Regions from separate parts of the Homo sapiens genome. Here region 2 is linked to region 1. A link is a contact called in ENCODE Hi-C or POLR2A ChIA-PET data. All regions are on one chromosome and are shown on one strand. Each heading gives the region's core, a stretch centred on a gene start or an enhancer-like site at or near the end of the contact. The rest is flanking DNA. Distances are from core to core; before and after follow the strand shown. Region 1 holds the start of LINC01948 (long intergenic non-protein coding RNA 1948). Region 2 holds the start of MIER3 (MIER family member 3).

Evidence for each region. Hi-C counts contacts between places; a loop is a spot of excess contacts on that map. ChIA-PET counts read pairs that join two places held with the same protein, here RNA polymerase II (POLR2A). Pooled maps may share reads with other maps.
Region 2: a loop to region 1 is called in a pooled map, with 4 times the contacts of the local background. The contact joins the promoter of MIER3 here to the promoter of LINC01948 in region 1. A Hi-C loop is called at or near these places in 1 of 37 single-sample maps with no recorded cell type and 5 of 50 pooled maps. POLR2A ChIA-PET finds 5 or more read pairs at or near these places in 1 of 52 experiments (A673).

What each region holds. Positions count from the first base shown.
Region 1 is chr5:56,479,646-56,485,418 of GRCh38, forward strand. LINC01948 (long intergenic non-protein coding RNA 1948) reads right to left here and starts at 2,124. Exons shown (of 5, transcript NR_104664.1): 1 at 1,908-2,124. RefSeq lists enhancers at 523-692, 1,893-2,052.
Region 2 is chr5:56,948,616-56,954,388 of GRCh38, forward strand. MIER3 (MIER family member 3) reads right to left here and starts at 3,508. Exons shown (of 13, transcript NM_001297599.2): 1 at 3,479-3,508; 2 at 2,013-2,037. The coding sequence starts at 3,487. RefSeq lists an enhancer at 2,340-2,429 and silencers at 3,000-3,169, 3,230-3,339, 3,370-3,789.

The DNA.
Region 1 (5,773 bases), core at 874-3,373:
AAATAAGCATCTTATTAAGGAAATCACTAGGTTTTTGAGGGCTGCACATTCTATGCTTTCTAAAGGATGATGTCTCAGCAGGCGGAACGAAGCTAATCTTGCCTGGCTGCACTCTTCTGTTCTGGCAGGGGGCTGGTGCCGCTCCCTGCAGATGCCCACGATGCCAGGCAGCCTGGTTTAGTTTGTGGAACGTGCTCTAATCCGTCAGCACAGCCACAGTAGATACTCTGAAAACTAAGAGAATCACCTTCAGCAGCTTATCGACTAACCACAGGCCCTTATCTCAAATGGGAACTGATTCAAACCGTTATTCAAGCTTATTCAAATGAATTTGAGAGTCTACTAACAGCCCTGGCTACATAATTTGCCGGGTGCAGTTCAAACTGAAAATGCAGGGTCCTTTTCAAAAATTATTAAGCATGTCAACATGGTGTCAGTAGAGCATCCAACTAAGCACACGTCGGCTTCTGAGCACAGGTCACAGGCCCAAAAACCCAGCCATGCCAAGCAATGACTATCCAATAAGTCAAACACCAGGAAACCCCAACCCCTCCACAGCCCTGCGGCTGCTGCAGCAGAAAAACAAAAACAAAACAGACACTCAACACCATCAGCATCAGCTCTTCCCAAACCACCAGCCTTCCTCAGAACCTCCCTCATTTGACCTGTTTTAACTCGTGTTCCCTCGACCTTCAAATTTTCAGTGTCCACAAAGCAGATCAAGGCTATCACAAAACAAAACAAACACCAAAAAGCCAACCCACTGGATCTAGAGACCTACGGACTTGCCCTCCTGATACTTGCAGCTGGTGTTTAAGGACGTGCCTGCCTTGGGCGATGGGCGGGTAGAAACCTCACACACCAAAGCCCATCGAGCTAAACTCAAGGTTGCGAACCCCAACCCCGGTGGGAACACGGTCTGCAGACACGCTCCCTTAAGTCCCTGTCGCACACAATAAATTGCTTTCTGAATATTCCCTTTACAACTGCAAAAAATAGAAATGGCTGTAACTGTGCAGAGAAAGAAAAGAGAAGCTGGGATGAGCTCCATCAGGGGCCGAATCTGCTTCTCGCTGGTGGATACTGTGATAAGAAACCTAGATCTGAACGGCCTCACAATGGCCTATTTATCCGGCTCTTACGCACGGCCGGCAGCCCCGGCTGGGAATCACGGGGGTGGCAGCCGTCCCCGGAAAACGGCGGCATTCCGACACAGGAAAGCCCGCGGATCAACTGATCTGCAGACAACGCTTCTTCCTTCCTGGGAAGCGGCCACAAAGGCAGCCAGCTGACCCCGGCCCAGCGCGGCTCCCGGCCGAGGAGGACAGGGGCGGGGTGGGGAGGGGGGGAATCGTCGCCCGCCCCGCCCCCACCCCCCAAGTTTCCTTTGGCAAAAGCATCCCAGGCGTGGTTCAGGCAGAGTCCACGCCAGCGAGGCTGGGGCCGAAACTCTCCACGCCAGGAAGGCGGGGTAGGCGGACCCGCCGCCCCCAGCCCCGCGCGCCCGCCGCGCCCCCCACGGCCCCCACCAGCTGGCTCTTCCGGCCGGGGCGGCCTTGGCCTGGGGCTGGGGTTGACTTTGGTGGGGGGACAGGAAGGACTGGCACAGCGCCCGCGACTGTCCCCTGAGGAGGACCCTCCCTACGACTTTTGGTCAAAAGCAAAAAGAAACACAGACATGTGCGTCACCCCGGGAAGCGCGCGGGGGTTTCGCTCGCGTTTCAGGAGCCGACTTCGCATCCTCCCTCGGTAGGGGGGTCGGGGGTTCCTAAAATTTACCCCCCAACTTCACTTCTCTGGCGACAGAGCACCTTAACAGTTCATTTCCCTCTCGCTCTCAAGTGAAAACATCTTATTTTTGTGTTAAAATGTATAAAGACACCATGAGAATTGGCAGGAGGTCAAACCGTAGATTCTGAGATGCTCCGGTCGCTCCCCAGGAAGCGCTGTTTTCGGAAGTGTTGACCCAGCAGCTGGTCCCTGCTGCTCTAATGACACGATGTGTGCTTTCACTTTTTCACTCCCAAAACGACGTGGTTTGGAGTCTTGAGAGCCTTGGAAATCGCTGCCCGTGGAGGGAAAGGTCTGGAGAGGCCAGGCCAGGAGAGCAGACATGCTGCAAGAAGCGGAGGCAGCCCTGTGAACTCGCCTGGCTCCGCAGGGAGGGGCGAGGCTGTCCAGGTCGCAGGTGGAGCTGGCCAGCTGCGAGCCAGGATGTCCTTGCTCTTTCCAAATTATACACAGTTTCCACAAGGAAAAAAGAGAGGGGTAGGGGGTCCAGGCAGATCTTCAGCTGTTTGTATACTCTGCACCAGGAGGCGCTATCATCAGCCCGGACCCCTACTCCACAGGACTGAGGAGACCACAATTCTTCCCTCCAGGCAGAATCGTGGACCCAATATTCCCGTCTCCCCGAATTCTCTTAACTCAGTATACTGCCATTAACAGCATAGTCAGCCTTCTGGACTTGAACTCCAGAAGGAATTTTGTCTCATTTAGTGCCTGCAGGGGAGCAGGATGAGATAGTACCTCTTGTACCGGCACAAGGTCTCTGAGTTGACTCTTACATAAACATTGCGCTGTTTCTAGGGACGGCATCATTTCTTGACCTAGAGAAACAAAGATATTGTGGGAAGGACCCCTGATGCTCAGTGGCAGTTTGGAGACCTGGCATTAGCCTTACTCAGTAAGGCTTCCTGATCTAGCAGGACTGATCCAGTCAGCTTTGATGATCCCCTAGCCTGGTACTGGGATTCTTCCAAACACCCATGAGATCACCCACATCTCACAGGGGCTGGTAGTGTTCCAGCAGAGAAAGGTGAGGGTAGCAAGCAGTAGTCACTTTGGGCCTGAAATGAACATCTTGGGGTTTTTATATCTGCCCACCCACTATGGGACATTATTGTCCCTTCCTCTTTGCTACAGTGTTTCCAGAAAATGAGAAGTAGCATCTTCTTAGAAATAGATTGGGTACCCTGTCTTAGACCTAGTTCCTTTTTTTTTGTTTTTTTGAGACGCTGTCTCACTCTGTCTCCCAGGCTGGAGTACAGTGGTGCGATCTGGGCTCACTGCAACCTCCGCCTTGGGGGTTCAAGTAATTCTCCTGCCTCAGCCTCCTGAGTAGCTGGGAATCCAGGTGTGTGCCACCACACTCGGCTAATTTTTGTATTTTTAATAGAGACAGGGTTTCACCATATTGGCCAGGCTACCCTTGAACTCCTGACCTCAAGTGATTCGCCTGCCCCAGCCTCCCAAAGAGCTGGGCAGTTACTTTTATTATAGTTCTAGATAACATAGAAAAGAACATGGAAAGCAGCTATGCAAGCAAAACACAAACACAAACAACCCTGTTAAAAAGTGGGCAAAAGACATGAACAGACACTTCTCAAAAGAAGACATGCAAGCAGCCAACAAATGTGAAAAGATGCTCAGCATTGCTGATTATCAGAGAAATGCAAATCAAAACCACGATGAGATCTCACACCACTCAGAATGACTATTATTAAAAAGTCAAAAAAACAACAGATGCTGGCAAGGCTGTGGAGAAAAGGGAACACATATACATTGCTGGCATTGCTGGTGGGAATGTAAATTAATTCAGCCACTGGGGAAAGTAGTTTGGAGATTTCTCAAATAAAACAAAACTACCATTCGACCCAGCAGCAATCCCATTACTGGTACATATCTAAATGAAAAGAAATCGTTTTACCAAAAAGACATTCATTTTTATGTGCTTCACAGCATTATTCACAATAGCAAAGACATTGACTCAGCCTAGGTGTCCGTCAATGGAAGACTGGTACATATACACCATGGAATACTATGCAGCAATAAAAAAGAAGGAAATCATGTCCTTTGTAGCAACATGGATGCAGCTGGAAGCCACTATTCTAAGCAAATTAATGCAGGAGCAGAAAAACCAAACAGTGCATGTTCTCACTTATATATGGGAGCTACATATTAGGTACACATAGACATAAAGATGGCAACAATAGACACTGGGGGATACTAGAGGGAAGCAAGGGTTGAAAAATAACTATTGGCTACTATGCTCACTGCCTGGGTAACAGGATCATTTTACCCCAGACCTCAGCATCACATGTATATCACACAATATACCCATGTAACAAATCTGCACATGTACCCCTGAATCTAAAATAAAAGTTGAAATTATATATTTAAAAAAAAAAACAGGACAGAACATGAACTATGGTGACTATTTTCAAAGGAGGGAGACTTTGCATTTGCCAGGGTTCAGGTTTTATAATATATTCTTGATATCAATATATTTTAAAAGATATCTGGGTGAAGTTTAAAAATCCCCTGAACACACATTTAATAAGCTATCTCCGAAACCTATTGAGAAAGGCTGTTCTTTGCCTGCCCAGACTCTGCCTCTTCCATTCTGACTGTCCTCACAGCCAATGGGACAACCCGTAAGAATAATGAGCTCTGGCCACCCAGCCCCATCCATGGTCAATGCCTCTTGCGGAACCCATTGTCTTTGCCTTATAGGATTGCAGACCTGGCCTCCGACTCCTAATGGCTTGCTCTATTTCCTGCTTGCACTCTGCCTCTCTCCATCTAATGGCGGAGCCTCCCTGGCTCCAACCCCCTGTGCTTTCCCTTAATGTCCTGCTCTTCCAGACACTCCAGTAACTTCCTTGCCCAACCTGTTGGCTTCCATGGCAAGTGCTCCTGGAAAACCTGATCGGCCCCTGCTCCTCTAAAGGGGTTCTGACACACGCTCCCCTTCAAGTTGCTATAGGACATCAGACACCAAGATTGTGGGCAATTACTACCATAAATAAATGCACAAGAATACCACGGTTCTGTTTGAAGAAAGTGATTAGGATTCAAGACCGTCTACACATAACGGTCTATATAATGGCTTCTTGCTTAGACTTGGTCACTTCCAGAGTCTTCTGTCCACCTCTCTCCCATCCCCCTCCTGCTTCCCCATTAGTTTAGTAAAATGTGCTTTGCAGAGAGCCCAGTTAGTGCCTTCCTACAACTGAGGATTAATGAGGCAGCAGAGAGGTCCAGGCCCCCACTTATTGTCCCTCCCATCCACTGGGCAGTTCCTCCACTCCACTGAGTCAGGAAGGAGAAAATTCTAACCACCAGGACTATTTTTTTTTTTTAACATCAAAGTCCTGCTGAATGTAAAATGGTACCATTACTATGGAAAACAGTTTGGTGGTTCCTCAAAATGCTGAACATTGAATTACCATATGACCCTGAAATTCCACTCCTAGGTATATGCCCAAAAGAACTGAAAACATATTTAAACAAAAATCTGTACATCAATATTCATAACAGCACTGTTCACAGTAGCCAAAAAGTGGAAACAGCTCAATTGTCCATCAATGAGTGAATGGATTAATAAAATGTATGTACATACAATGGAATAGTATTCAGCCATGAAGAGGAATGAAGTATTGATACAAACTATAATCCAACATATATTATATATAAAATACAACATAAATGAACCTACAAAACATTAAGGTAAGTGAAAGAGGCTAACTAGTTGATCATAATAATGATGATAATGAGAATGATAACTTATGATAGTGAAGATGACTATGATGATGGAAGAAAGAGGCTTAAAGGGGGTCCCACAAGTCTAGACAATATAGCATCCCTAGATTCCCTGGAGCAGGACAATATTTCTGAGCAATCCTAAGCCTTGAGCCACTTTGACCCCACTGTTGGTGCAGCCTTGCCCAGATCAGGGTTGGTAAGTAACAGAATCCAAGTTTGTCCAGTA
Region 2 (5,773 bases), core at 2,258-4,757, 470 kb after region 1:
CCAAGATCACACCACTGCACTCCAGCCTGAGCAATGGAGCAAGACTCCATCTCAAAAAACAAAAAAACAACAAAAAAGAAATAAGAATATTTATTAATTAGCTCACATCCACCATTACAAATTTTCTTTTTTTGAGGAATTCTTGGCAAGTTCCATGGTATGCCAAAGAGGCAGAAATGAAATAGATGCTGACTCTTTCACCTCTTTGGTAGCAGAGCTCCTCTGGGCTCTTCTGTTACTCTTCTATCACTTGGCACAACAGGCCTCCCCTTTAACATGGAAGGTATTCAGTAAGGGTCAAAAATCGAAGGACCTGAGGGTCTACTCCCAGCTTTGTCCTTGGCTTTTTGGGACCTAAAGGAAGTCATTTAAACTTTCTAGGTCTAGCTCCTGTCTTCCATTTGCAAAATACATGGGGATGACTGAAAGGACCTCAAAAGTCCCTTCCAACTCTAAAATTCTCTTTTTAAAAAACTGGCTAATTAATCCCAGCACTTTGGGAGGCCGAGGCAGGCGGATCACTTGAGGTCAGGAGTTCAAGATCAGCCTAGCCAGCATGGTGAAACCCCATCTCTACTAAAAATACAAAAAAATCAGCCAGGTGTGGTGGCGCATCCCTGTAGTACCAGCCACCTGGGAGGCTGAGGCAGGAGAACAGCTTGAACCTCAAAGGCGGAGGTTACAGTGAGATTGCCCCATTGCACTCCAGCCTGCATAACGTCTCAAACAAACAAACAAAAAACAAAAAGAGGCTAATTGATTAAAAACAGGTTACACTGTCTTTTGGCTTATTTAGAGTGCAACTTCTTAAAAGAAGTCAGTGATACCAAATGGAAAAATTCCATTAATCCAGCTGTTTGACATCATGTATATATTTTCCTAAAATCAGTTATAACAAAAAAGTTCATCTCAAAATTAACAAAAATTTTTAGAATTTTAAAGATATAGACAGCTATTTTTAAAATAGCTGCAAATTTCTTCTACTTGGTGTTATAATACCTTAAATGACAGTCAAGTGAGGCTCTGAAGGTGGAGCAGATACAAAAAGTAATAGTGTAAGGAAACTGACTATTCACTCTATGGAAACAAGTTGTAATGGAAGATTTAGGAGCTCATCTGTGCTCCACCACTAACGAAAGTTATTTAAAAGTCTCCTCAACTGTAAAATAATGGAGTTGGACTAGTTCAGAGGTGCTTTTCCTGTAGACTAGGAGAGGGAAGACAGCAAAGAGGTAAGCTAGAAAGGAAATGAGAAACTGAAACAAAGATACCTTACATGATTAGCACATGAGGAAAGGTCCTTATGGACCTGCTACAGGGATTCTACAAACCCCAGATTGTGTGTAATTATGCATATGTGCAGAGTTCTGGGACACATCCCTTGCTTTCATTAGATCCTGACAGGGGTTTCTGACCTCAGGAAAGTTAAGAAACACTGTACTAGATGACCTAAGATCGTCTCAGCTCAGAAGTCAAAATCACCCTTTTTCTGTGCCAAACTTGGAAGTTCTGTCTTTTTTATTAAGGTAGCTTTACCTCTCAACTTCCAATTTTAACACAACTCATAGACATTTAATTATGAAAAAGAAACAACGTAAGAGGAGATGAGGGGTTACAGTTAGTGAAGTAGTCCCAGAGTTCTGACAAATTACTCAATCTCTAGAAGAAACCGAAGTTAAAATCTAAATTGCTAAAGTTGGTGTCAAGTTAATTTGGGATTAACTGTTTCAGGCTCGGAGGAAAAATAAGATATGTAATAATTAAAGCCATATTCCTTAAAAGAACGCTTGTCTTAGCAACTTTGTAACAGTTACTTTTTCAACATGCAAGAGAAAACAAAGAACAGTATAACTGTTTCTTCCCCAAACTTTACTAAATGCACACTGAAACTCTTAAAAATCAATGAAGAAAAACCTGCAGGATACATTTCTATTGGGAATCCTTTAGCAACAGACCTTTGAGCCCACATTACCCACTGGGAACCACCGAAGACGTAAGAAAATAGGACAAACCTGGGCTCGAACTTCCAAAAGAAGCCTAGGAGAGAGAGAAGAAAACGTGAGGTTAGATCGCACAGCCAGGGAAAGAGGCAGCGCCGGCAACAGGGCGCAGAGGAGGCGGAGTCGAGCGCTCCTCCGCAGCTGCCAAAAGTGCAAGACGTAGCTTCACTCGAATCGCTCCCGGCCCCTTTCGGGCCCCCTCTTGGCTGCCTCGCCTTCCTCCCCGAGTCCCAAGTGTACAAACTCACAGACCCGGGACGAAGCCCGGAGTCTGAGAGGCAACTCCAAGTCGCTTCTTGGAGCTCAGCAAGTTTCCAAGCAGAGAAGCAAAACCCAGAGCAGTCGGCTGGCACCATCAGTCCCCCATCCCTGGCATCTCCGGAGTCCTCCAAATCCCACCCGGCTCTCCGAAGCCCCAAACAACTCGAAACGTAACACCCTTTTCTGGAACGAACTCGCGTTCTGAGCACCTAGTTCGCCCCTGGGGCCCGGGAGCCCCAACTCCGAAGCCGATCTCTTCCCCTGCAGCGTAGGCCAGCTCGAATCGGACACTCGCCCCCAAACCAAAGCGCGAGCCCCCCATCCTCTCTCTCGAGTCCAGAGATGCAGCTCCTCTCAGTTCCAGGGATGCTGGCTCCTTCCAGAGTGTTCAGTCCCTCCCTGGACCGTCAGCGCGCCCCCCGCCCCAGCGAGCTCCAGCCCAGGGGCTCCTGCCACACCGCCCCCTCCCCCCAGCTCACCAGTCCCGGGGGACATGGCCGGGGCAGCTTCGCTCGCCCAGCCTTCCTTCCTCCAGCCCAGAGAAAACTGGAGCTATCAAGCCGCTCTCCTGGAGAGGGCGTCGAGGGTCTCGGTCTGCCCTTTAACCCCAGGGGCTCCCGCACCTCCCGGGCTGCGGGGTGGGGAGTCCCGCTCTTCTGAGAAGCCCGGTGGCCCCGCATCCCGCTCTTCTCCGCGCCCCCAGCAAAGTGAAGCGTGCGGCTCCTTCGCGCCGCAGCCCGGGCCCGGTGGGCCGGGGGCACAGCGCACGACTCCCGCAGGGCAGTGGCGCAGCCCGCTCCCCTCTTTGCGATCCGGCCGCGGAGGGGGGGCTCCGCCGGTTTCCACCCACCCGGGCCCGGGGAAGAGGCGCGGAGGCGCCGGCGGCCCGCGTCAGCGACCGGGGACACGGCACTGCCTCGTCCCTGGGGCAGGGCTCACTGCAGCCGGCCGCCACCTCCGTCCGGCTCGGTCGCCCGGCCCGACCGGGGCCGGAGCCGCCGCGGCCTAGTCCCGGAGGGAGACCGCTCCCGCGCCCGCTCCCGCCCCCCGGCCAGCCCCGCCACGGCCAGTCGCCGCCCCGCGACCCCCGCGTCGCCACGCCGCCCCTCATGGGGCAGCGGAAAGAGCCCCGGATCCCCCAGGCTGGCTCGGGGGTCGCGGGGAGCCGCCGGGCGCCCGCTCCAGCCCGGCTGCTCCTGCCCGGTTTCCCTGCTCACCTCCGCCATATTGGTACCTTTAGGGCGAACGAGCAGCGCCGAGCCCAGTCCCCGGATGGGGCGCCTGAGCCAATCGCAGCCGCCGCCGCCACCGCCGCGGTCCGCCCGGCACCCGCCCGGCGGCGGAGGCGGCACGGCCCCTTATAGGGCAGGGCGGCCCGCGACGCCCCCGGCCCGCTCGCAAGCCGACGCCGCCCGGCGCCCCTCGCCGCCCCCGCGCCGGCCCCAGCCGGCCAGACCCGCACCCGCGCGCACCGTCCTTCTCCTCCTGGCTGGTGTAAAGTTCCTGCCGAATTGGAGGCAAGTGGGGGACGGACGGACGCGCGGGCGCGGGACAGACCCACGTCCAGCCAGTGGAGGCCCAAGAGCCGGCGGGCGCGTCTGGGAACCGACCCACAGACACCGCGGCGCGGGAGGGCGTGCGGGAGGCGGGCAGGAGACTTGGACTGGCAGGCGATGTGCAGGGGAACTCGACAGACTCAACTTCCCTAAGAGGAGGAGGCGATCTATGAAATAGACAGATGTGGGAGGAAGCCCTGGGAAATGGGAGAAGAGGCTGGTGGATGGCAGAGTCAGTCCAGAATGAGAGGACTACAGTCAGGCACTTTGCCGTTTCCACGAAGGGACCTGCAGGAATGGGAGATGGAGACCGGTGTACACTGCTCACGGAGTGGACAATGGAAGTAGACATTTGCCAAACAGGTTATTGACAGCACAGAAGAAAAGACAAAAGATCGACAGGGCAGAGAAATGATGCTGAATATACTTGTACAGTTCAAGAAGATGCCCAAAAAATATAAACTGTGCTGTTATCCAAAAAAAAAAAAAAAAAAATTAGACCAGTTCTAGGAATTGTTCATCACCAACGTGTCTTAGGGGATGACCCAGAGATACTTGATACATCTGTTGAAGGACAGGAACAGCATATCAAAGGCCCTGAACTGAGTCTCAAAAATTCTACCCCTCACTTCCCTCACTTCTCCAAAAAGGCCAAACGTTTGGGTAGGATCATAAAAGGAAACTAGTCCCCTGTGCAAGTGGATGGGTGAAAGACGGAGCATAAGGCTTAACAGGAATACCTGCTCGTACATGTTCCTTATGACCATTTGCTCTTCATTGGAGGAGATTACTCTCCGGAAGGTCCACATCCACACTGAAAGACTTTGAGCCAAGTACACAAAAATATACACTAACGACTGATTGGAGAGTTAGGTCCTGCAAGAAGTTAAAGTAAGGTATGGAGTTGCCCTAGCAAATTTGGAGGACACATTGTCCTAAAGTGGGAGGCCAATTCTATCTGTGGAAAAGAAAGTCGGCTGTAAGGTACATGAATAAGTGAGATGCAAATACCATCAGGAATTATAGCAGGACCCTACAGGAATTTGGAGAGAGTGATCTCAGACACCAGAGCTCTTCTCCCAGCTTTTTTCTAAAACATACGTAATATTAAATGATAAAGACAAGTTTTTAGAAGCTAAAACTTTCCATACGTCATACTTTTAATCCAAACATGAAAGGTCTTGATTTTAACCTGGGGTCCCTCCAATTCCCTTATTGCTGGAGTGCATACTGAGGATGAGGCTGGAGACTGGAGGTAGGGAGAGGGTTATTTTCAAATTTTTTGCCAAGGCATCTCAAAATCAAGCTTATGCCACGGGTAAAAGTTATTTACTTATGGAAATTTTAGGGAAAAATCACTCCAACTATTTCTAAACATCATAAAGACATGGAAAATTACACTTTCCCTGCTGTGAAAGATATCTTTCGACCTTTTGTCCAGTCAAATAACTCAAAAACAGCTAAACTTTGAAACCAGACCTTGGCACACATTGTATGTACTGTCCTCAATGAGGCGTTCAGAGTTTTCAAAGTAAAAAAAAATGGCTTGAAATTAAGTACAAGTGAATAACTTTAGAAATGACGCAGTGAGCACGCGCTGTGGACAGAACCATGAAACAGTGCCCTGAGCAGCTGGACCGCAGTCTGAGCCACGTGAAGAAAGTGTCTCCAACAACCTGCCTCATACATTACACTGGGAAAAACATTTTCTTCCCAGCAAACTTGGCTAATCCAAACTATAAATGTAGTCTTAGATTATATGTTTTGCCATAACTGAAATATACACAGATTTATTCACTTTCATGAATCTAGTAATGTTTCTGTAGACTTTCTTTATATTCAATTGTAAAGATTTTGTATAGGCATTTGTAATTTTGATTGTTATATGCTCCCTATTATAGAACGTAGTGTAGGAAGTCTGAGTCCATGGTATTAAATAAGGATTCAGACAAAGAT